Linked DNA regions of Mus musculus: regions 1 and 3 are each linked to region 2. Evidence: chromatin loops called from intact Hi-C (ENCODE). Cell type or tissue: heart. All regions are shown on one strand.

Region 1 (8,000 bases), 150 kb after region 2:
GATTGTCGGTTCAGTCTCTATGAATTCCTATGAGCCCTGGTTAGCTGATTCTTCCAGCCATGTTTTTATGACCTCTCTGGCTCCTACAATCCTTCTTCCTCTTCCATGGGCTTCCCCAATCTCTGCCTAGTGTTTGGCCATGGATCTCTAAATCTGAAGCAAACTGTTCTCATCGGTTATAGAATGCAGTGCTCGGAATGAAACAGCCTCTATCTTCACTAGACTGGCAGTGCCTGCTTGCAAGAGTCCATCAGGATCCAGCTTGATAGCTGCTGGCATTCCCTCCCAGAGGGGTTGGGGAGGACTTGGACTCTCACCTGATCCAGCCACTCCTCACAACCATTTGTTTGCTATTCTGCCTTAACTGCATATGGCCTCAGGCTTAGAGATACTAGAGTAATAAGGCCGGGAAAGGTGCCCTTTCATGGCTATGGGGAAGCCATCATCTACACTGGGTACAAACTTGCAAGTGCAGCTGCTTTGATATCCCCTCCTACTCCTGCCGGTAGCCCCCTCACCCATGCTCTATAAGCAACCCAATAAAAACAATGGCTCCCTAGGCTGAACTTTGGTGGAACCATCCTTTGGTTTTTGATTAGGACCTTATGATGAGAGAGTAGGCACTGTTTCCATCTCCCCAAGGAAAGATTTCTCAAAACACCATCATCATATTGTTTAGTTCTTCAGATGGCAGAGTCTCTTCTTTAGTCAACTCTGCTACTACAGCTCCTGGACACTTGCCATATAACAAAGTGAAATGACATTTGGTAACTGACTAGCACAAGTAGACTTCCTGAACTGTGAGAACAAGTCCTGTCCTTGGAAATACAAGGCCATTATCTGAAAGTAGAGGTAAGCCAATTTGGCACTGAAGTCATATCTTCAAATCGCAATTATGACACGCTTACTTTCAAGTGAATGGATATATGTTTGCCTTGGAACCACCCTGGAAATTCGTTCTAGATTAGATGGGTCAATCTGAAACTGTACAGAATGGCTGTAACAACACTGTGAGGGGTGGGGAGAGACACAGCTTGGAAACTGTATTTATAAGTGACTTGGTTTTGTCAAAGTGTGTCAAGTGTCCATGAACAAATACATAGAAAATAAAAGCAATTTCTGGCCTAAGTAAGCACATGAAAATACACTTTAAGATCCACAGGACTTTCAACAGATATATTAAAATCTGAAGAGATAATCAGAACACCTATACTCATCATTAACACTGGACTGCGACTGCAGGGCTTTGTAAATCAACTAAGGAGACTTAAAGTTCCTGAACCATATTTAATGGAAATGAGAAAAACTTAAACTTTTATGAGCCAACTCAGAAGTAACTGCTAGTTACTAAACAACCTTAATGATCCCTCTGCCGACTCTTCCCATCAAACTTCTTAGAGGGATCTTTCATATATTTACATATGAGCAGGTTTTTCTGAAGATATGCTCAATTTCAGAAAATAAGCTATTAGTTCCCACTGTTTTACAGCTCCAGAGGCTGATCCTAGAACAGAGGGGTGGGGGGGTGCATATGCAACCTGTCTCCTAGCATGATGAGACTTAAGAGTCAAAACAGAATTGTCCTAGAAGAAGCTGAAATACTGCCGGGCAGTGGTGGCACACGCCTTTAATCCCCGCACTAGGGAGGCAGAGGCAGGCAGATTTCTGAGTTCAAGGCCAGCCTGGTCTACAAAGTGAGTTCCAGGACTGCCAGGGCTACACAGAGAAACCAACCCTGTCTCGAACCCCCCCCCCCAAAAAAAAGAAGCTGAAATACCAAACAGAAAAGTAGAAAGAAAGGTTGCCCTGAGGAATCTGTATACAAAGAAGAAGCGTCCGTACAGACAGATAGTCCAGCACTGAGATGAGCCCTCTAAGAATGAGTACCGAGTGTCTGCATCGAGGAATACTCACAATCAGCGATTACAGAAAGTAACAAAGAAGTGAGTCAAGAAAGACTCACAACAGACACACACACACACACACACACACACACACGAAGAACCCCATAAACTTTTTATTTTAGAAAATGACAGTCATATGAAAAGAGGTGTCCAAGGAGGCTCTATCACTCAACGCACAGCTTTGACAATTACCAAGTACTGCCCAACTTTGTCTCTTCTACCCACCCTTCCACTTCCTGCCCTGGTTTATGAGCCAGAAGGTACCTTTGAGATCACCTAGCTCAGTTACCTTATTATAGACGCGTAAATGTTTCATTAAAGAAAGTCAAATGATCTGCACTGGGATCATACAAACGCACGGGAGAAAAGAGCTCTACAGAAGCACAGTGATCACCACAGTCAGCCAGACACAGTGGGCAGTGTGTAAGTGACAGGGAGGCCTACAGGATGGTTCTGGGCTGTGAGAAGGTACACAATGGCTTCCACTATCTTGTCTGTACTATAGATCACTTTGCCACCATCCATGGATACTAGTCACAAAACCAACCTCCTCTTTAAAATTTCTACCAGCACAATCTCATTCATTCACAAATGACTGAGCATCACCAATGCACATAGGCATTGCTCTGGGCATGAGGGATACAGTGGTGAACCAGGGAGACAGACTATCTTTACTTTCACAAAGTGTTTCTCTTACTGGGAGGAACACACTAAATTGTTGCACATCTGTACTGCAGGTGTGAACAATTACACCGTGTGTTATTCATGATAAATTAATATGATATAAGAAAAGAAGGATAAAGACTCCTATTTTAGTTAGAGTGCTAAGGTTGGCCTCCCTGAAAAGGTAAAATATAGGAGCTTTTCAAGAGTTTGTGATAAACACACATCTGTCAAAAGTCCTTCTGATGGAAGGAGCCATACTGATGGTACAGCGCTGGCTCAATGGGATTCAGTTGGCAGTTATCATTATCATGGTGATTAAGGTAACACTTTAAGCTGGAAGACAGCTCCTTAACGGGGGGGGGGGGGGGGGGGAGGTGCGCTTCTTGTCATTAAAAGGCGGTGGCCAGGAACCGCGGCTCTCATGTGCCAGGCTTGTGGAGCCCCATGGTTTATCCTGTCCCTCCATCTTGCACTGTCTGAAACTCCAAAGAGCACGGGATATCAAGCCTTAGGGACCACCTGGCCTACGGTGCAAAGCTGGTCCACAATACTTGGCCTCGTCCCTTCAGGTGACCCTAAAGGTCACCTCCCTGCCAAGTGACAAGCCAAGGGCTTCCAAGGTTGCAGGCGGCCGGCAACACGGTACCGCACATGGCAAAAAAGAAAACAATTCGTCCACGATCATTCCCAACCGGGTACAATACCTGTGAGGAGGCGCGAGGAAATGGTGTGCGGGGACGCGGCCATAACGTACTGGTGCAGCAGTCCCCAGGACCCCAGGACGCCTCTCACCTCACCGGCTCCTGGGCGCCGCCATCTTGCTAGCCCGCCCTCTGAGTGAGGCGGGACTTCCTCTTGTCACTTCCGGCTCCCAGCGCTCTCTGAAAGCTAGGCTAGCGGAGCTTATAAAGATCGGATGGTAGAGCTTTCGCTTTCCCCTCAGACGCTCCAGATGTAGACTAGGTGAGCTCTCTGCCCGGGAGGGACAGATCGTCGGAGCCCGCGGGCGGAAGGCGAGTCGTGGCGGGGTTAGGGCTCTGGAGTCCGGCCCGGCCCGGCAGTCCCCTGAGCTTGAAAGAATTGAATGCCTCCTCAGTTGTCACCCAGGCTGATCTTGCGCAGGCTGTTGGCTTCTCGTGGAGTTTGGTAAGTAAAAAAACGAGGAAGAAAGAAACTCATTAAAAGAGCAAAACATGACTTACAAGGGCAGTTTGTGTTTGCTTTCAGCGATGAGGTGAGATCTCTGTGGTTCACCTCAGGTGCTGATCAGGGGCCACTGAGACAGGAGTTTGTGTAAGAGCACGCACTGTGTCTCTGCAGCAAGAACTGGTCATGGTGAGCGTCATCCCGATAGGGATAAGGTAGAAAGCGCTATGGAATGAGGTTAGCATTTCTGTGAAGTAGGCTAAAGAAAGGCTTTGAAGAGCCAACTTGCTGCTCAGTAGAAGGAACTGTGAGAGTTTTCCAGTTTACCAGGAAGACAGAGCAGAGAATGGGATTTTCTGAGGCCCATCACAGTTCATCACTGTGGACCTAGGATAATGGTTGTCCCCATCAAATTAATCTTAGACTAAGGAAGAAGAGGATGGATTTCTGGTGAATAACTGAAAAGTTAACAACTGTTCAATCCACTGTTTTTCGAGCACTTTGAAATGCTGTGTTAAGTGAAATATTACAAAGTACAAACCTTAAATCAACAAATGAAAAGCACAATTTGGGATCTAATCACACCAACAGTGAGTGCTGCTTAGGGGAGGCCTTCTGCTTTACAGCTATCTTGGTTAATTAGACCCACTGTTCCTGGAACTCTGATCATCATAAATAAGTTAGCCCTTTACAAACTAGATCTCAGATACCTAACTCAATGGTTACATGGTATGGAACCTGAGGGCTAGAGAGATTGCGTGATTCAAACTGTAGATTGTATAGCAGTCTACTGTACTTCCTATCTCTTTATAGTTGTCTCTTAAAATTTGTGTTATAAAACCAAAAAGTGATAGGACTGTACACCTATAAGATGGCTATAAACAAAATTAATCAATAGCAGGAGTTAACAAGTTAGTGAAGAAGTAGGAATCCTGATACATTGTTTATAGGAATATAAAATATTGTAGCCACTTTGGAAAAGCAGTTTAGGTGTTCCTCAATAAGTTAAACACAGCGCTACCTCCTGACCCAGCTGTGCCTTTCCCAGGTATATTCCCAAGACAAATGACAGCATTCATTCACTCATAATATCCCAAAGTGGATATAACTCAAGTTATACATCAACTGATATTCTGTGACATATCCACATACTGGCCTATTTGCCATGAAATGAAAATAAAGTGCAAATACATACTACAACCATGAAAACAATACTAAGTTGAAGAAATCAATCACAAAAGGCCATGTATTAGATAGTTTCCATGTGTATGAAAATTCCAGAATTCTTAAGTCATTAAAGAGAGGCAGTAGGTAAGTAATTACCTGGTGCTAGTGGGAGGAGTAGAGAGAAAAGAGGAATGTCGCTGGTGGGTACAGGGCTCATTTAGATAGAGAGAAAATGAAAATAGTCCTAAATTGATTGTGGGGTGGTTATACAACTTTCAATATACTTAAAACCTTAGTGTAGACAGTTGATACCAATTTTGTAGATGTAAAATTTTATGAAGATAGTTGTATATAAGTATCTTCATATATTTCATACATGAATACATTATGGAGATAATAGGTGTTATTTTCATAGAAATTGTCTAAAGACTGTCCAACTCTGTCTTAGTTAGAGGTTCCCTTGCTGTGAAGAAGTACCACGACCACAGCAACACTTACAAGGGAAAGCATTTAACGGAGGGTGGCTGACATACAGTTCAGAGGTTTAGTTCATATCATCATGGAGGGAAGCATAGTGCCATTCAGGCAGGCATGGTGCTGGAGAGCCGAGAGTTCTACATCAGCATGTGAAGGCAGCAGGAAAAGACTGGGCCTGGCTTGAGCACCTGAGACCTGAAAGCCCACCCCTTAGTGACACACTTCCTCCAACAAGGCCACACCTCCTAATAGGACCATTCCCTATGGGCCTATGTGGGTCTTTTTTTTTTTTTTTTTCAAACCACCACAGACTCCCTCAGTTTTCATTATTCATCATGCCAGCTTCTCACTGATTACAAGTTCCCCAGCCTCTGCTTCGTATTCCTTGGCATCAGCATACTTCCTCTCTGGGAAAAAAAAAATCTTACTTACAATAGGGATAAATAAAAAGAAATATTTTAATGGTCGTGAGTTGGGGTCCTTCCTTTGTTCCTTGCTACTGAGGGTTTAAATGAAGCAGGCACTTCTAAGCTCTACCTCCAGCCCCATGCTGATTCTTTGCATGATGAGAAAACTTCAAGAGGACTCAACTACTGCTAGGGAGTAACATCTTTAAACTGTGCTTCCAGCAGATGGGAAGCAGGGAGGAAGAGAAACTAGCCCCTTCTCCTTCTGCCACTCTTGCTACATTGTGGCCCTCATGGGCAGAGCCATGCTGAGCACCTGTAACAATGTGGTTGGCCCATCCCCAGCTCTAGGCACAGTTTGGCATGCATGGCAGCTTTGTAAATTACTGATGGGAATTCTTAGAGTAGATGCTCTACTCTTAAATGATTGGAATTTACAGCCTCATGGGAACTTGACCACCCAGCTCAGCTCCTCAGAGTTCCCCCTTGTTCCTCTAAGGTGACTGATCACATCAGAGTGGGATCATTCTCTGAGATCATTCCAGATAGGCACCTCAATTATAGTCTGCCAGCACCCTTTCCCATCCTTACTTTCCAGGGCTCAGCTCCACCCATGAGTCTTGGGATACTAAAAGTGAAGGTTACAATTATTTAGAATGGGAGAGTGGCAGGAAAGTGCACTGGGTAAGCTCTCTTTGCCACCTTTGTAATAAATAGACACTGATTATAGCGAGGGATAAAGAATTCCCAATACCAAAGAGGAATCAGAGTTGCTTTAAAATACCATAATGTCATCCACCCTCATCTCTCACTTCGTTTTCCAGAGTTTTTGGACAGTGACGTAGGATGGCTGTGTTGCCCAGACAAGAGAAGAAAAAGAAGAACCTGTTGCTTAAGTTCTGGAGACATTTTTGTTGCTGTTGTTTACTGAGCATGTGAAGGGAGGTCTTTCTGCCTTGCCTGTTTTATTTTCAGGAAGCAGGGTTGGGAATGAACCCTGGCGCTGAGACAGCCATCCTGAAGCTAGAACAAGCCGGAAGAACAAATAAACCCCAGTTTCTTGTATCCTGGCTGATGTATTTAGTGAATGGCCTAGGGGGCTGAACAACCTGCATTAAAGCTTGCTGCAGATACATGAGACAGAGTCAACTGAGCTTGGGGCAGCTCTCCAAGACGGATGCTGTGCCCAATTTAAAAAGACAAAGTCAAATAGGATGAGGTTTGGGTTTGAACTTTTGTTTTTTTTTTCAGATGACCTCAGTATGTAGCCTACGACTTTTTTTAAACTGGTGTTTCTCCTGCCTGGGCCCTCTGAATACTAGAAATGCAGGTATGCACCATGGGGTTGAGGTGTTAACCATTTCTAAAATAAAATAAACCTGTAAGGCTTTAAGTAACACTAAAAATAAAAATAAAAGGGCATTTTGTACAGCTTTGTTTCATGTTTCTTATTTACTGTGCACCCACCTCCTTTGGTGATGTCAGAATGTCTGGTTTACCACATCAGGAAGGCATCCCTCTCCTCACTTGGCCCTTTTCACAGTATTGGAGCCTAGTGATGGTAAAATGTTCTGAGCATAGGAAAAAAAAGCATAAATAAAAAAAAACAACCTATGCTTGAGAAAAATAATAACCTTACGAACCCTGTTAAAGACTGAGGGTTTTTGGTTGTGGTGGTGGTGGTGATGGGTGTTGTTGTTGTTGTTTAACTATGGGGAAATGGTTATGTATTCTCATAAGTGAACCATCAGTATTAAATACTATACAAGTTCAAAGTACAAGATGTGGGGAAGACAGTTTAGCAGGCAAAATCCCAGTTAGGTGACTTCCAGGACAGTAATCTTTAATAAATGACTAAGAATGTGTGGACCTTCTTATATCTTTTCTGGAACCAGCTACAACTTCTTGTCAGTGAGCCTCTTTTTCCTCTGCATTTATACCTTTAACCTTTAGACCAACAAGAAACAAAATTTACTTTGTTTTTATTGTATTCTTTTAATTTGGGATGTGTGTGTGTGTGTGTGTGTGTGTGTGTGTGTGTGTGCGTGGCCCCCTCCTGTGAGCCATGACATGTGTATGAGGATCAGAGGACAACTTTCAGGAGTTGGTCCTCTCCTCCTCCCATGGGTTCACTCCAGGAGTTGAGATCAGCTTCTCAGGCTTGCAGATATGCATTTGACCAGCTGAGCCATCTGCCATACCAGGTCTATTTGTTAAGACAGTGTGTCCCATA
Region 2 (8,000 bases):
GCCGGGGCTGCCTCCTCGCAGCCAGGAGATTGAGAGCAGCCCCGGCGCTTGCCCGCTGAGGCTGCGGCGGAGAACTGCGCAGGAAGAGAGCCCAGCACTGAGGTGGAGTGGGCGGTCCCGGCCTTCCGAGTGACGGGCTGCGCTACCTACCAGGAGGCGCGAGCAGCATGCAAATGCCGGAGCTTCACCCAAGTCGAAACAGCCAATCGTCTCTCGGAACGTGGGGGTGTGGAAAGGGTTCGCGAAGGGGGGTAGAGCAGTATGGGGTTGCTATTGGCTTCAGAATTCAAGGGGCGGGTTCAGGGAGGCGAGGCCATCGGCTGGTGACAGGAGCAGATGGTGAGGATGCTGGAGTGACCCAACGCTGAAAGAGGTCCCACCCGGTTGAGTGGCGCTCTCTTATACACGCGCGCTTTTCCACACTCGCTTCTGAGGCCAGTCTTGGCTATAGTTGCCTATGTGACAAAGATGCCAGTCCTCATCCAAGGGTCCCGCCATCCGGCTCCTGAGTGTAAAAGCTGCAGAAAAGAGACAGGGATGGAAGAGGGAAAGCCGACCAGACGTGTTTCCAGCCCCACCCGCAAACCCAGTTTCATAATCGGGGCTCAGGGAAGGGCCTCCAACAGACCCTGATTTAGGAAGTTTAAGTAGGGAAAACCTCGGCGGAAGTCACTAACTTTCCCGCTCTCTCAATATTGTCCAGAATGGTCTCCCTGTGCCTGGCGCTTAATAGGGACAGACGTAAACACTATCTCACTCTTTCCAAACTCTCCTGAAAAGGCCTGGGGGGTGAACAGAGAGAAGGAAGGTTGTTTAGTTTAAAGACACTAGTTGAAACTTAAAGTCACATGTCGGAGTTTTATATGGGTATCTGTTCCTTGGCATCATTAATTTGATAGATGTTCTAACTTCTTTCTCTTGAACAAACAATTAAGCCGGCATCCGCCCCTGCTTAGAAGATTGGTTGGGTTTCTGACCTATGACTCTGTACTGAATCCTAGGCGTTTTCCCCCAATAACTTTTTTTTAAGTCGAATGTTGATATGGGGTAAATTCAGGAGTAGTGACTAGCACTTATTTAATGGTGAAAATCCACTCCGAGGCTTCCTTGTTTCGCACCTTTGTCCAGGGGGGCGGCCCGGAAAGGGGTCTTCTCAGAAACTGTCAGCTCTGGTGAGGGAAGCTCGGGCGCTGATGCCTGGCCAAATTTCTGCGCTGGCGATCGGAGTTAGGAAAGTCGGGATGGGGACGTTCACCCAAGTGGCGGCTTGAGAGCCTTTCGGTGCCTGGAATCCATTTTCCGCAAGACCGAAAGGCCTCCAACGCCAGGCTGCGTGCGGTTCCGGGACAGAATTTTCATTCCTTCCGACCCCCGTGCAGGCCGCGGGGACGCAGGAGGTGACTCACTCTGCGGCCACAGGCGCCTTGCACTTCCCGGTGGGCACCGGCGGGCGAAGCGGAACCGATCTTATCCTTTCTCCCTTTACTCAACTATTTGAGACAGTGTGGGGGTAATCAGAGTGCATACTGTCTCCCTCCCGGAATTAATGTCCCCAAGTGCCCAGAGCTCTTGCTGCTCCTCCACGGTCCGGCTTCCGGACGGTAGAGCCAAGCTAAAAAAGTAGGTTTGAGTTGTGCACCTCGGATTTGAAGTGCATCCTAGCCATAGCGGTGACCAAAGATGACAGAGCGGCCGCCACCGGACCTCTGCGCTCTTGCTATACTCTTTTGACATCCCTATGTGTCTAGCCCAAGACAATTTCCTACAAAACGGTTGAGAGGGAAATCATTTAGTCGGAGGACACTTTTCTTTCTTCTCCTTTATTGCAGCTGTTAGGATTTCTAGGGTTTCCACACCCCTCCCCACCGCCGTCGCTGAGATGTGGGTTCTTCGAAGTGATTTAATAGTCCTCATTAAAAAAAAAAAAAAGTTAATCAGTCAATGTAGGAACAAATGCATCTCTGAGCACTAGTCCGGCTTTTTGTTTTCAGTTCGAGAAGGAAAGATCAGGGTCTCCGACCGGCGCCTTTTCAAGTTCTCGTTATTTAGATGGGAAGGAAGTTGCTGATTTGAAAGTGGTGAATTGCAGTTCCCACGTGGCTCCCTGAAGGCCTGACTACGTGTAAATAGAAATGGTCCCTGTCCTGTGGGTTAGCAAAGGCCATTAAGTGAGCGATTACACATCGAGACCACCGGATATATTTGGAGTCTCTTTTTCCGGGGGTGGAGGGAGGAAGCCAACGAGTGGAAGCAAAGACGTGGGCGTCGGAAATTGCCAAAAGTGTGGCGCTGAGCTGAGCGCCTAAGGGCTAAATCGCAGCCTGGCCTACTAGGTCCGGTTGCGGAGAACAATAGGGGAGTTCTCTCTATGCCCCAAGCCAGGGCCTCGGCCGTCCAAGGTCAGCGGGTGGGCGGGGTCAGAATTTGCAGTTCGGAGCAAGTTGCAGGCTGCGACTGCACGCTTTGGTCCTTTGGCCTTCAAACTCCCCAGGAGCTATCCTGGAGTGACTTGGGAGTTACTCCTGTGCCATAGCTTCCCTCGTTCAGACCTCAGCAGATGCCATTTCTTGCTTGGCCTTACACACCAAATGCGAAGCCTGAGATTCGATCTTGGGCAGAGCTGATGCCAATCTGACTGGAACCCCCTACCTTTATCTATCGTTCCTGGGTATCCAACAAGTGCTACCACCAGAACCAGAAAAAGAAAAAAAAATGCCCTCCAATAAACTTATCCACAATGCTTACTCTTTGGAAAATATGTTAAGGGGAGAATTCAGCTTCAGCACACCTGAGGTTTATGTCTTATTTGGGTTCGTTTATTCATGGTTACCTAATGAGAGCGAGTACCCAGTCTAATCTGCAAGGCAGTGGTGGTCCTTGCCTTCTTTCCCTGGGTCCTGTAGCTAGCAACCTGTTGTGACTCCAAACTTTCTAAAAAGGAATGGCCTGAGCTAAGATTCCAGCAGAACACGCTCTCCGGCTTCCATCCTAGCAGCTGCGCCTGACCCGCCTCCTTTCTGATGGCTTCGCCCTCCCATCCCCCGCTTGTCCCGGCGGAACGGCAGAGAAGGCATTTCCTGGGCGGCCTGAACCGGTGGCCCAGAGCCCCAGTTCCTGCCACCGGAACCCTCTGCATTGCCCGCTGCCAGCTCTGCCGCCCCTGGAACTGAGCAGCTGCGAGCCGGATCTGGAGGGACTGGCTGTGAGCGCGGCCGCGGGTACCCTGCCCGCCCACCAGGGAGCGCTCCGACCTGCGCTACTGCTGGACTGTTGGCTGCGGCAATCTGGTTTCAGCAGAGCGGGGCGGAGAGGCTTCAACTTTGGCTTAGATTCGGCACCTAAGGCTGCTGGCGCCTCCTGGACGTCACAGGCGCCAGTGTCCTCTCTGTTTCCCCAAAAGGCTATAGGCGCCGCAGCCTAGAAGCTAAGCATAGGATGGGGAGGATGGGTAAGGAATTCCTGGAGATGGCGGTGGGGGGTAGGGGTGGAGGCAGTGGCTGACCAATAGGCTAGAAAAGCTTCAGTCCCCAAGTCCCACTGTGAGAGGCAACATCAGCCCCCACGGAGAGCTGAGCCTGGATTCTGAGTAAATAAAGTCTGGGGTCTTTGAGTGACTCAGCTGCCAGCCTCGCTAGGGATGCGAGTTCTCATTTCATAAGGGGGGAAAAAAAGTGTGATGCTCAGATTGAATTTATGACGTGAGGGTTAAGTGATGCGCTGATTCCGTAGTTTTCCTGCACCATGAACAGCACCCTGGGCCGGGGTCCTCCCCGCCCACCCTACCCTGTACCCTGGAGACCTGGGCAAGGCATGGGAAGTGAGAGAACCCAGGAATTTCCTGAGCCTTTCAGGATGGATGTTTCCCTGCTCTGGAAGTCACAGTTTCTGTCAGGATGTCCTCTAGCTATAGCTTGGTTGTCAGCAGGCCCTACCAGGAGGTCTTCTCAGGTGGAAGACCTTCACAGCTGGGACTCTCCGGCTGATTAAAGAGTTCTGTGATTATACTTTCGTCAGGCCTCCCAGTTGGAAGGAGTGATTCTTCCCGTGTGGACACTGACCTGTGCTCCAGCAGATCTGCACTGCTTCTATAATCTGCCTCCCTGCTACCTGCCTGCCTGCGGGACTGGTCAAAGTCAAAGTCAAGTCGCTCTCCTGAGCCGCAGAAGATCAGGCCATAGATTTGTCTTCAGCCCTTCCTCTTAGAAGCAGACCCTCCCCACATATAAACACACACACACCATCATCATCATCGTCATCATCATCATCATCATCGTCCCCACCACTTCTGTCTTCGGTTCTCCCGGGGATGCCCTTCACTAATGGATGGACAGAAGTCTGAAAAAAAAAAAAAAAAAACTAATCTCATTTAATTTTTCCACTAGAAACTTCCTATGGAGACAAAGTTGTGCTACAACCCTACTATGTGTCTACAGGACACCCAGCTCCCCACTGTCTAAAACAAGCTTTCTTTATTTGTTTGTTTGGCTTTTGTTTGTTTTGTTTTGTTTGTTGAGACATGGCCTCACTAGGTATGTAGTCCTGGCTCTCCTGGAACTCACTCTGTAGACCAGGTTGGTCTTGAACTCACAGAGATCCTCCTGCCTCTGCCTCTTGAGTGCCCGATTTAAAAAAGTGCGAGGGGGAGCTTTAACACTCTACAACAAGACAAGGGTTTCTGGAACATCTCTGAGACCACATGGACGGCAGGGCATTGAGCTTCTCCAACAGGTCCGCCTTGCCTTCTGTCCCTGCTTTCACTGTAGAGGAAGCTGCGGGCTCCCTGGAGCGAGCCCAGTAAGCACTTTCTAGCCCAAGGATATCTCTTTCCCAACAACCAGCTGAGAGCAAGCTATTCATCCAGCTGCCTTTTCTGATTGCAGAGTCCCTATAGAGAGAGAGCAGTGGGGCGGGGCTTAAGGGCGGTCCTGTCACAGGGCATCCTCTGCTGATTGGCTGAAATCATGTCTGCTCCAGAGCCTCCTATGGGGTCAGGAAAGGGTGAAAGGTGTGGACCCATGTCTCAATTCCACTTCTGCCCTCTGCCCAAACTTGCTTCCTGACCCTTCTGCAGTTGGGGAAGGGTGAACAGGGCACCTGCACACTTCACGGGACCCATCTGTGCCTACCATTTCTGGCATGGTTCATACCAGCAACCCCGGCCTATTCCTATACGGTTTCCACAGCAATATCTGTGTACAGTTTCTATCCTCGCACCTGTTAGTTCATCTGTGTCGAACTACCTTTACTTGTTAAGGATGGAAAATCACATAGCTCCTGAAAAAGTAAAAAGTCAAATGTACAAGAAATATAGATTATGTCTCTTTCAGAACCAAACCAGACACAGCCATACTTGCTAAGTACACAGTCTAATACAGTTCTCTACATGTATTTTTTATGTGTTTGAATGTTTTGCCCGCATGTATGTACATGTACCATGTGGGTGCCTGGTGCCCACGGAAGTCAGAAGAAGGCAACAGACCTCCCGGAACTGTGGATAGAAATAGTTATGAACCACCATGAGGGGGCTGGGAACAAGCAACAGGTGTTTTTAATCGCTGGTACATCTCTCCAGCCCTGCACTTCATTTTTAAAAGCTGGGAGTATTAAATAGCAACTCTACCCTGACATGGGTGACCATGGCCTATCAGTTTGTGTATATAGGTAACTTCAGTGCTACACTATTGTTACGGTTGATGGCCAGTATTGATAGGGTATTAACTAAAGACCCACAGTTTGCATTAGGCTTTGGCCTCAGTGTAGAACATTCTGTGAGGTTTGACAAGTGGATAATGGCAAGAATCCATCATTATTAAGAACCTACAGAACAGGTTCCTGCCCTAAAAGACCAGTATTCCGACACTGCCCTCCTTCATGAACTTTTAACGTCTTTATAATTTCTTTTTTTTTTTTTCTCCCCAGATGTCACTACAGGGGCTTCTGTGTTTTCCTGAGCATCAGTACCTAACCCTATGTCATTAAAGATGCATGATCTTGGGAGCTGATGGAGCCATGAAGCTTCAGCCTCATGGCCCCTCCCCCATCTCTCTGGCCACTTGAGATATAGCATCACTCCCTCCAGAGGAGAAAGCAATGAGGCCCCACTGTAAGAGGACACCCACCAGACTCCTACCAGTGCCTCTGCTTCCGAATGGTTCCACCACCTAATGATGAAACAAATCATCGTAACTTGAAGTCACTAACTTGAGGCTTTACATTCATTCATTCATTCATTCATTCATTCATTCAGGGGTAGTATGCACACGTGCCGTAGCATTCATGTGGAAGTCTGAGGACAACTTTCAGGAATTGGTTCTCTCCCTCTTCCATGTGGGTCCCAGGTATCATATCTTGGTTCTCATGCCCAGCAGCTAGCATCCTTACCCTCTGAGCACTGGGCTTTGAAGTCATTGAATTTTGAAGTAGCTGAAAACTGGAACAGAGCATACCCTCAAGTATAGAAGAAACTTTTTTTTTTTTCAAATTATTTGTCTCACGTAAATGTGATCTCAGGGGTGTATGTCTGACACGGCGCTCTGTCCTTCATTTCCTTCTATCTACCTATAAAACTCTTCTGTTTAAAGGATCAAATCTTCAATTACGGTGGACTGTTTTTCAAAGGTTTATTTTATTTTAATTTTATGAGTATGAGTATTTGCCTGTATGTATATGTACAGTGTGTCCAACAGAGGCCACAAAACGGTGTCATGGAGCTGGCCCTACAGACACGTATAAGCTGCCATGTGGGTATGGGGACCTGAACTTGAGTCCTCTCTGAGGGCAGTCAGTGCTCCTAGCTACCCAGCCATGTCTCCAGCCAGTGGCCGTATCACCAGAATGGCAGCTCTCTGCATTCATTCTGTTCTACTTGCTCTATTTACTCTTGCATTTTTTTTATTTTTTTAAAGATTTATTTATTTATTTTATGTATGTGACTGTACTTACTGTAGCTGTACAGATGGTTGTAAGCCTTCATGTGGTTGTTGGGAATTGAATTTTTTTATGACCTCTGCTGGCTCTGGTCAACTCCACTCGCTCTAGTCGTCCTCACTTGCACCGACCCAAAGATTTATTTATTATTATACATAAGTACACTGTAGCTGACTTCAGACGCACCAGAAGAGGGTGTCAGATTTCATTACGGGTGGTTCTGAGCCACCATACAGTTGCTAGGATCTGAACTCAGGACCTTCGGAAGAGCAGTCAGTGCTCTTACCCGCTGGGCCATCTCAACAGCCCTATTGTTGCGTTTATTTCATGTGCATCTATAGCAGCTGGGTGGTTCTTTTTGCTGGCCCTACTTAGGTACTCCCTCACCTGTGCTGCTGAGAGGCCACACCCTCCTGGGCTTAAGGGCTTTCTTGCAGAATGTATTACTGTATTTATTAGTCACAGTTCTGCTTTCTATGTCTCCTCTTTCTGCTAGGTCCCCTGCTTTGTTCTGTCTTCCCTGGGCCCCTCAGTGGGGATACCTCCTGCTTACTGAGGCTGTGCCCTGCAGCGGGGTAGTCCTGAGTCCAGGGGCAGCCTCTGTTGCTGTGTGCCTTTGGGAAGGCAGTGTTGTCATTCTATGGAGTGGTCAACAGGTCAACAGTGCTCTGTGCTCTCCCACTAAGCCCCAGGACCAGCCCTGCTACTTACTTCTCTCTTAGGAGAATCTTGGAGCTGAACACGTCTGAGATAGCATGTTTCCAGAGTCCAAGGAAGCCAGAAGACACTCTTCCATCCACGCTGAGTTCAGCTTCACACTGTCTCCTCCACACTGCAGGCTTTAGCCGGTTTTGTTTTCGACTTACATCACTGTCTGCAGCCCTTCCTCTCGTCATAGTCCCCTTGTTTCCAAATGTCCATATTCTTCCAGCTCTCCTGAGCCCCTTTCCCTGGCTCAGCCTGTCTCACTCAGGACAGATTTTACCTTCACCCTCTTTCTAGTGACATTTAACAATATATGGGGACATTTTGTTGGTTGTTGCATCTAGTAGGCAAAAGCTTGCTTACCGCTA
Region 3 (8,000 bases), 290 kb after region 2:
ATGGGTAACGCCCCGGGAACAGAGTCCTGGCAGATGGAAATAGCTACCCATTTTGGGTATTCAAATGGAAGCTACTTTTCAGTAAGAGACACAGGAATATTCATCCAGTCCTGTGTGGGTCTGAAACATTTTAGCTCATCATGGGCCAACATCCAGGTAGGCAGCAGCATATGGAAGTCAGGAAATAGGGAGAGGAACACGCAGCTAACCTGACATCCTTTAGAACTCGGCAACTGGAAATGGCAGGAAGCTACACACTAACAATCAAAGGAGAAAGGTGAGCTCCAGAGGCCTGGAGGTTTATAAGAAGACCTCCAATTAAAGCCTGCAGTTCAGGAACAGAAGCATGAAAATAAACAATGCATTCATCTCTAATCTAGGAATTCATCAAGAAGCAAAACTGATGAAAACCAGGTCATAAAGGGGAAGGGTGGGTAGATTTTAGACGCTTGGCACTCATGGAGCGAACTCACAAAGCATTTACACCATGTAAGGAAGAAGATCAAATGTGATTCTATAAACCCTTCATACTGTAGACATCATACTTACAGGAACTAATTTGAGCTTATACCTCTGAGCTAAGGAAAAAGAGGTTTACGAACCAAGGAGAAAGGCAGTCATTATAGAATGGAATGTTAACACATCCCTTAGCTACATCCAAACAGCAGGTGGCCTAGGGCCCAGTTATTCCTCCTGATCGTGTCCCAGGCTTTTTAATTCCCATCCCAATGCTGCCTGCATTATGCTTGATTACACCTGAATCTGGCTGCCATCCCAGGATGCACTTTTGTAGCTTCTGACACCCAAGAGGGCAACTAGCTCCTCCTCCTCCTCCTCAGGCTATTCTGCATCACTTCTTAAGGAGAACCTCTTCTCCCAGAGCAGCTGAGCTATCCTGGCCATATAAGAATACTCCTGCATGGACTTGGTGGATGTCCAAGTCAAGATTTTAAGTATGAGAACTTGCTGTAAAATTACCTTGGATGACTGTCAGTACTCTGGAGCCAGCAAACGTTTCTCTACCCAATAAAGTTCTAAAGATGATATTTGCCAAACTGTGGGCATATTTATGATTTTCTCTTCTTAATTCATAACTATGAAGCCAAAGGTTTTTCTTCAGTCCCTTCAGGGACAAGAGAAGGCCACTTTATAGAGAAACACTGTAAACTATGTAGTTAGATGTGGCAGGCATTTTTTTTACTTTTGCTTTTTAAAAATTAAAATATTATCACACCATTTCCCCTCCTGTCATTTTATCCCCCAACTCTTTCCATCCTTGCTTTGTTCCCTCCAAATTCTTGAGAATTAAAATCATTTTCTTTATTATTGCTGCACATAGAGGTGCATAAATGTATAAATACAGTCTGTTGAGTCCATTAGTATTGGTTGTACGGATATGGTTTCATAGCTGACAGCTTGGCATTGGATAACTGATTAAGGGGCTTATCCCTATGGAAAACTAGTTCTCTGCCTCTCAGCATTTCTTAGTTGCCTGTGGTTTTTGTCTAAGCTTGCAGCCCTGTGATAGTTCCCTTCCTATGTTAGCATGTCTATTGATGATGATTTTTCAGGTCTTCTTTGGGCAGCCATATTGTTGAGATATTATGGGTAGAGATTCCATGTTATTTTTAGGAGACACAGTATCACAGCAGATTTCTTGCCTCTCTTCCACTCTTTTCTCCCCCGTCATCTGAGATGTTCCCTGAATCTTAGGTGTAGGGGTTGTGTGCTGTATGTATCCAAGGAAGTGAACAGCCTTGATCAGCTGTTCTCTGCATTTTGAGTGTTTGTGGTTTTCTATAATGGTCTCTGATACAAAGACAAAGGGAAGCTTCTTTGATGATTGGTGAGAGCTATGCTTGTCTGTGGATCTAAGTCTAAGTACTTAGAATATAGTTAGGTCTGGAAAACTGGAGATTGTAGGTGCTCCTTTAAGATCCACGATTTCTCCAGATATGGGTAGCTGACTCAGTTTCCAGTACCAGACAGAATTTCTCTCCTGTTGATCAGGCCTTAAGTTCAATTAGATAACTGTTGGTTGCTACCAAGATACGCATGTGACTCTCACAACCTTAAGGATACCTTGCCATGCTGGTCATTGTTGTGGTTTGCTGACATCATAGCTGTGTAGGACTACCAGCTGCTTCCCTCCGTTGGTAGCTCACACAGAACCTTCTGGTATTATACAAGCTAGTCTTCCGGGAGGAGGCTTTCAGGTCGCAGCCAGCTTGGATCCTCTGAGTCTTGTGTTCAAAGGCATGTTATCTTTAGCAATATGGGCTTGCCTTCTGAGAGGAAATCAAAGGCAACAGCAATAGCTTATATTGTTTTAAGGAGTCTCTTAGAATATACGTGTAAATATATAGTGTCTATATTAGATTACATTTATATGTGCATATTACAATATTATTATAGCATAAGTATTATATTAAACATACATTTTATATGAGTATTTAATATAGTATTATTATCATACAATGTTGTATAATGTATAGTATTAACATTATAATATTAAATATTACAATATATTTAATTTTATTAAACATGCAGCCAGCTGGGAGACAAAGGAGGATGGGTTACATGACAGAGTCCCAGAAAACTGCCATGAGAATGAAAATGGAATGAACAGCTCTACTCAGAGTGAAAATCACAGCGGCATCCATGGAAGAGGAGATACTGAGGGGAGAACTTGAGAGATAATAGAATTTTCTGCTGTCTGGTGGACTCTGAAGGATTTCAATCTGAGAAATATATAAAGGAGAAACCACAGAGACTCTTTAAATACAAAGCTATTTGCTCTTGGCTCTAAGATGTTACAGTGATAAGTACAAAAGTAAAAATTATAAGTAAGCCGGGCAGTGGTGGCACACGCCTTTAATCCCAGCACTTGGGAGGCAGAGGCAGGTGGATTTCTGAGTTCAAGGCCAGCCTGGTCTACAGAGTGAGTTCCAGGACAGCCAGGGCTACACAGAGAAACCCTGTCTCGAAAAACCAAATTTATATATATATATATATATATGTATATATATATATATATATATGTTTAAAAAAAGAGCTACTGAGAGATTGCCTGATGTTTTGCATTTCCCCAAACTCCACAAGTTTTCATTAGAGAAACATGAGGAGAATGGGGGAAATGAAAAGGGAGGGAGGGGAAGGAGGAGGAGGAAGAAGAGAAAGAATGAGAGGAAGAGGAAGAGAACATTTTCCTTCCTGTTGTAGTTCTGAGCTTCCTTCACTAAAGACAGTGACAGCTATTATGCTTTATTTAACTTTCAACTTTAAGAGTGGAAAACCTGGAGCGAGGGTCAACACGGCGACAATCATGTACAAAGGATGATGGGAACTGATGAGATGGGGTGGAGGGCTGGAGGGTGATGCACAAGGGCTTTCTGGTTCCAGAGGAGTTTGGCAGTGTAGTACAGGTAGCAAAACCTGTATGTCACCTTGTGGTAGCCTCGGGGCAGAAGACCTGTGTGAGGTTGTCTTGGTAGTAAACCAGAAGTCTGGATGAAGGTAGAAACCAGAAAAACCCAGTAGACTATAGTAAAGGCATAGAGAGACCAACAGAGAAGGTGACAACTACATTGAAAATGTTTGTGCGGCTTGTGAGAGGCAGGGCCACTGAAGGTCTTTGATGCCAAGTCTGATGACCTAACTTCAATCCCTATGATGGAAGGAGAAAACAGACTCCTACACGCTGACTTCTGACCTCCCACTAATGTTCTAGGGCGATTTGTTCATGCATGCTTACACACACAAAGTAAAAGGAATCATCCTTTTTAAAGGGAAAGAAAAAGTAGCTTATAGTTTACAACTACTAAGAGTGAGATGTGTCACGATGCTGGGGCCACACAGGGAAGGGACAGAGGTAGGCATGAGATGCATTGTGATTCCTGCATGAATAACCTGGCTGGAAAGACCAGTAAGCTTAGCTTACTGTACTCACACAGGGCTCTCTGGCATAAGGGCTGTCCCTGGTGGTCTGTTAGCTGGTCCTGGGGAGATCAGGGATGGTAGATATCAGCCCCGGAGCTTGATAGAGGGCATGATTAGTGGGTGGGCTCTGGTTGACAAGTTCAACCAGAAAAATACCCTCTGAGTAACTAGCTCTAAAAACTGGCTAACCCTGAAGCAATGGATGAGGGCCCAGCTGTCAACACACCTGTGTTAGTTACTTTTTCATCACTGTGACCAAACACCTGACAAAAGTGACTTAAGAGAGGAAAAATTTATTTGGGCTTATAGCTTCAGCCCATGTGGAAAGAAAGGGTGGTGAGCTAATAGCAACTGGTATGTGTGACAGTGGCTTCTTTATATGCATGGCGTGGACAAGGAAGCAAAAAGAAGTAGGTAGGTAGAAAGTAGCATTAGTTGTAACTTTCAGGGCCCTTTCCTAGCCACACCTTCTACCAGCTAAGGTCCATGTCCTAAACACTCCTCAATCTCTCAAGCTCCCAAACAGCACCACCTGCTGGGAGCCAAGTGTTCATACACCCAAGCCCGTGGGGGCACATTTTAAGCTCAAACTGCAATTTCATTCCAACATAGGATATAAAAACCACGATTAATGTACTTGGGGGATCTTATTAAGACAGAAACTTGGGATCCTGCCTTCTGGAACGCATTTGGTCATCCAGGTGGGGTTTACAATGTGCATTTTAAATAAGCTTTAAACGGTTAATATTGCACCCACTGATCTGTGGCCCTGTCTTTAAATAGTGTTGATCTGAAGGAGATGAATACAGTAGAAGTTGCTGGCATCCTAGACGCCAAACAGCCCCTGTCTAACCAACGATTCCACAGGGAAGGAGGCACTCAAGCTATCCAGCCACCCACAGAACCAAAACTAGGTTGTCTGAGCTCTACAGATACTGGCTTCAATACTCTCCAAGGAGAGAAGTCAAAGGTAAACTTAATATACATACTGACGGTCTTAGCTCAACTCAAAACCAATTTGAGCCTCCTCCCAAATGTACTTAGATGCATGGAGGGCAGCAAATTTCCACAAGTTACCATTTGATGATGACTACATGTATATGAAGGTGCAAGCTAGATGTTGTATGGTTTTATTTAAATGATGTGGGGTTTTGTTTTTAGTACAGTATAATACAAATCATAATTCTGATACAGCTTCAAAATGCAAGGACTGTAGTACCTGACATCATGAATTGGAATATTTAGCCATATCTCAGGAGAGCTCTCCTTCTTTCCTCACGGTTTCCATGCTCCAAGCAATGATTTCTATCATAGACAAGTTTTTCCTGACTTAGAGCTTTGATTTGTTTGTTTGGTTTTGGTTTTGGACACTTAAATTCTCCTTGCTGTGTAAAACTTTCCACTTCTCTGTAGCATTCCATCGGATGACTCAATATATTTCTGTCTTTCTGGTGATGGGCTGTGTCCAGTTTATGTGCTGTCAGGAACATCTTTGTTCACGGTCCATGCATACTGCTGGTAACAAATGAAAAGTCCACATCTTCATCAACACAGCTGGCTGTTTTATTTCAGACATCCTGGTTGGGGCTCAGCAGTATCACACCATAGTTGGGTGTGCATCGTGAAGAATAGAGACAAAGGAAAGGGAAGGTTTGGAGAGAAGTAGAAGTTCCATTTGGGGCAACTTGCCTGGGGTGCGACAGCCTGTCTGAGGCAAAGTAGCTTGCCTGAGTTGAGATGAGGAAGGGAAGTGGAAATTTCAGCAGCCATTAGAGCATTCATGTGCACTATAGAGACAGCACCGAGCATTTCCTGTGTTCTGGAAGCTGGTAACCTAGGCACAGTGGGTATAAACATGAATATTTTACACCAGTCCCTAATGGGGATGACAAATACTGGGGAGAGATGGGTGAGAGACACAATCAGGCAGTGTGGTAAACAGGTGCAGTAGGGATTCATGCCAAGTCTTTGCCCTGGAATTAGGAAGGTATCCATCAATTTGGTCTCCTAGAGCTGAAGAATATGTCATTGGGAGGTGAATTGGATCCAAGGCCTGATAAACGAGCGGTGGTTCATTAAGAAGGTAATGGAGAGACAAGCCTGAGCAATGGCTTAGAGGTTGGGAAGATGGTGACAGGGTTGAAGGCAGCCCAGGGCTCTTGTCTAGAGGCATGGGGGTGGGTGAGAGCAGGCTGCAACAGCGGTTTGAGAGCAGACACTGAAAGGTCCCTGTGCTTCACTGAGCATAAATTTCGGATGGCCATTGAAGTCTGCAAAGATGGCACTGCCGGAATCCTTCAGAAAGACATTGCTGTAACAGGCTTTGTGATCTAAGGTAGATAGCAGGGGAAATAAAAACGAATCGACAGAGTCGCTTTTGAATAAAATATGGCACTGTTCTCTCTTGCAGGACAAGAATCCTCATTTATGGGGAACTGGGAAAGTACTTAAAGTGATGATTTTGTTCTGCCAGGGTGAGCCCGGTCTGAAGGTAATTTCTCTAAAGCAGCTGTTCTAAGTGTTAGCTAAATGGCACCAGGGGATTCCCTGGACACAGGTGTCATGTTCAATCTTATTCATCTATCAATAAGCCGGATTCCATGTGTCGCTCGGGTGGCAGCGTTGCACCTCTGAGACAGGAATTCTATTAACAGACACATTTTGTGGCTCCAGCCCACATCCCAGCTGCAGTGCCTTCAGAGATACGTGAAAATTCTTGGTCTCTCTCTCTCTCTCTCTCTCTCTCTCTCTCAATCTCTCTCTCTCTCTCTCTCTCTCTCTCTCTCAATCTCTCTTATTTATTTATTTTTTGGGTTTTCAAGACAGGGTTTCTCTGTGTAGCTCTGGCTGTCCTGGAACTCATTCTGTAGACCAGGCTGGCCTCAAACTAAGAAATCCTCGTGGATCTGCCTTCCAAGAGCTGGGGTTAAAGGCATAAGCCACCACTGACTGCCTGGCCCTTGGTCTCTTTCAACAGTGGCTTCACATTGAATAATCCAAATGCAAGTGACACATATTTTGACTAAATAACTCAAACACCCATGACATGTGCCTTCTTCCTACTGCCTGGGGTGGGTTCCCATGATGATCTTTTTAAAAGCGAAAGTGAAATACAAGTTTTTAAGTTATTTTTTAAAAAAAGATTTTATTTTTTAACAATGTGTGTTTACTTCTGTGTGGGTTTGTGCATATGAGTGAAGTGCCCTCAGAGGCCAGAAAGGGACATCAGATGCCATAAAGCTGGAGTTACAGGTGGTTGTGAGCCACCTGGCGTAGGTTCCTGGGACTGAACGTGAGTCCCTTGTGATGGTAGTACAGGCTCTTAACTTCTGAGCCACCTCTCCAGGCACTACCTAGGTTTTTGAATAATTAACATGGAAGGCAACACATGGATTTCTCTCTTTCTCACCCTTAAAGCGGCAGCTATCTCTTCCCAGCTGCACACCAGTGCTGGTTTCGTGCATATTTGTTTCAAAGGTACTTCATATAATTAGAACGATTACAACTATACTTGTTTTTAAAACCACAGATGATAGCGCATTTTTCTGCTCCCCTCTTTACTTAACTCTGGCTAGACATCTCTAGTTTGAAAAATCGTAACTGAGATAGTTCAAAGTGTGAAACATTTTGAATGCCAACATGATGCTATCAGTGGAAATTCCACACTTGGCCTCATGATGGATCATGGGTCAAACACCACAATACTGAGATAATTGTATAAAGTTATCTTCAGGCTAAGACATAGAAGTAACCTAAATAATTTGTGTATAGAGCTGTAAAACATCCCCAGTATACCTTATTGTGTAGATATAAATATTCCACAATAAAAACATCAAAACTCAAACCCCTTTGTTCTCACACATTTCAGATAAGATGTTGGATCTGTGACTAGTTCAGATTTCCCTTCCATTCTTTTTCCATTTTGATTTTATTTTTAGTTTGTGTTTGTTTTCATTCTTGTTTTTGTTTTTATGTTTGTTTGTTTTTTGAGACATCATTTTATCATTTTATAGCCTGTTGTTTTAAAACAAAATCCCAAATGTTCAATTTACCAATGAACA

The links. Hi-C counts contacts between places; a loop is a spot of excess contacts. Peaks named below come from ENCODE experiments on the same cell type or tissue, not always from the same donor. Only the 100,000 strongest peaks of a DNase experiment are listed, where the experiment ranks them.
Region 1: it touches region 2 in a loop (2.6-fold over the local background); 15 of 42 quality-filtered maps call a loop at or near these places.
Region 3: it touches region 2 in a loop (3-fold over the local background); 12 of 42 quality-filtered maps call a loop at or near these places.

The regions. Positions count from the first base shown.
Region 1 is chr11:64,076,062-64,084,061 of GRCm38, forward strand. It overlaps Cox10 (heme A:farnesyltransferase cytochrome c oxidase assembly factor 10), which reads right to left and starts at 3,411. Exons shown (of 7, transcript NM_178379.3): 1 at 3,275-3,411. The coding sequence starts at 3,317. It overlaps 2810001G20Rik (RIKEN cDNA 2810001G20 gene), which reads left to right and starts at 3,423. Exons shown (of 2, transcript NR_033780.1): 1 at 3,423-3,716; 2 at 6,592-7,198. In heart, no CTCF peak of the experiment used is centred here; a DNase peak (open chromatin) is centred at 3,440; H3K4me3 peaks cover 2,326 bases; H3K27ac peaks cover 1,370 bases.
Region 2 is chr11:63,922,207-63,930,206 of GRCm38, forward strand. Hs3st3b1 (heparan sulfate (glucosamine) 3-O-sulfotransferase 3B1) reads right to left here and starts at 78. Exons shown (of 2, transcript NM_018805.2): 1 at 1-78. In heart, a CTCF peak has its summit at 3,236 (motif pointing right); DNase peaks (open chromatin) are centred at 205, 1,265, 2,355 and 3,095; H3K4me3 peaks cover 3,640 bases; H3K27ac peaks cover 1,475 bases; H3K27me3 peaks cover 2,839 bases.
Region 3 is chr11:64,216,624-64,224,623 of GRCm38, forward strand. No RefSeq gene overlaps it. Among named protein-coding and RNA genes, the nearest start is that of Gm12290, 56 kb to the left of the region's middle. In heart, a CTCF peak has its summit at 4,477 (motif pointing left); no DNase peak of the experiment used is centred here; H3K27me3 peaks cover 1,016 bases.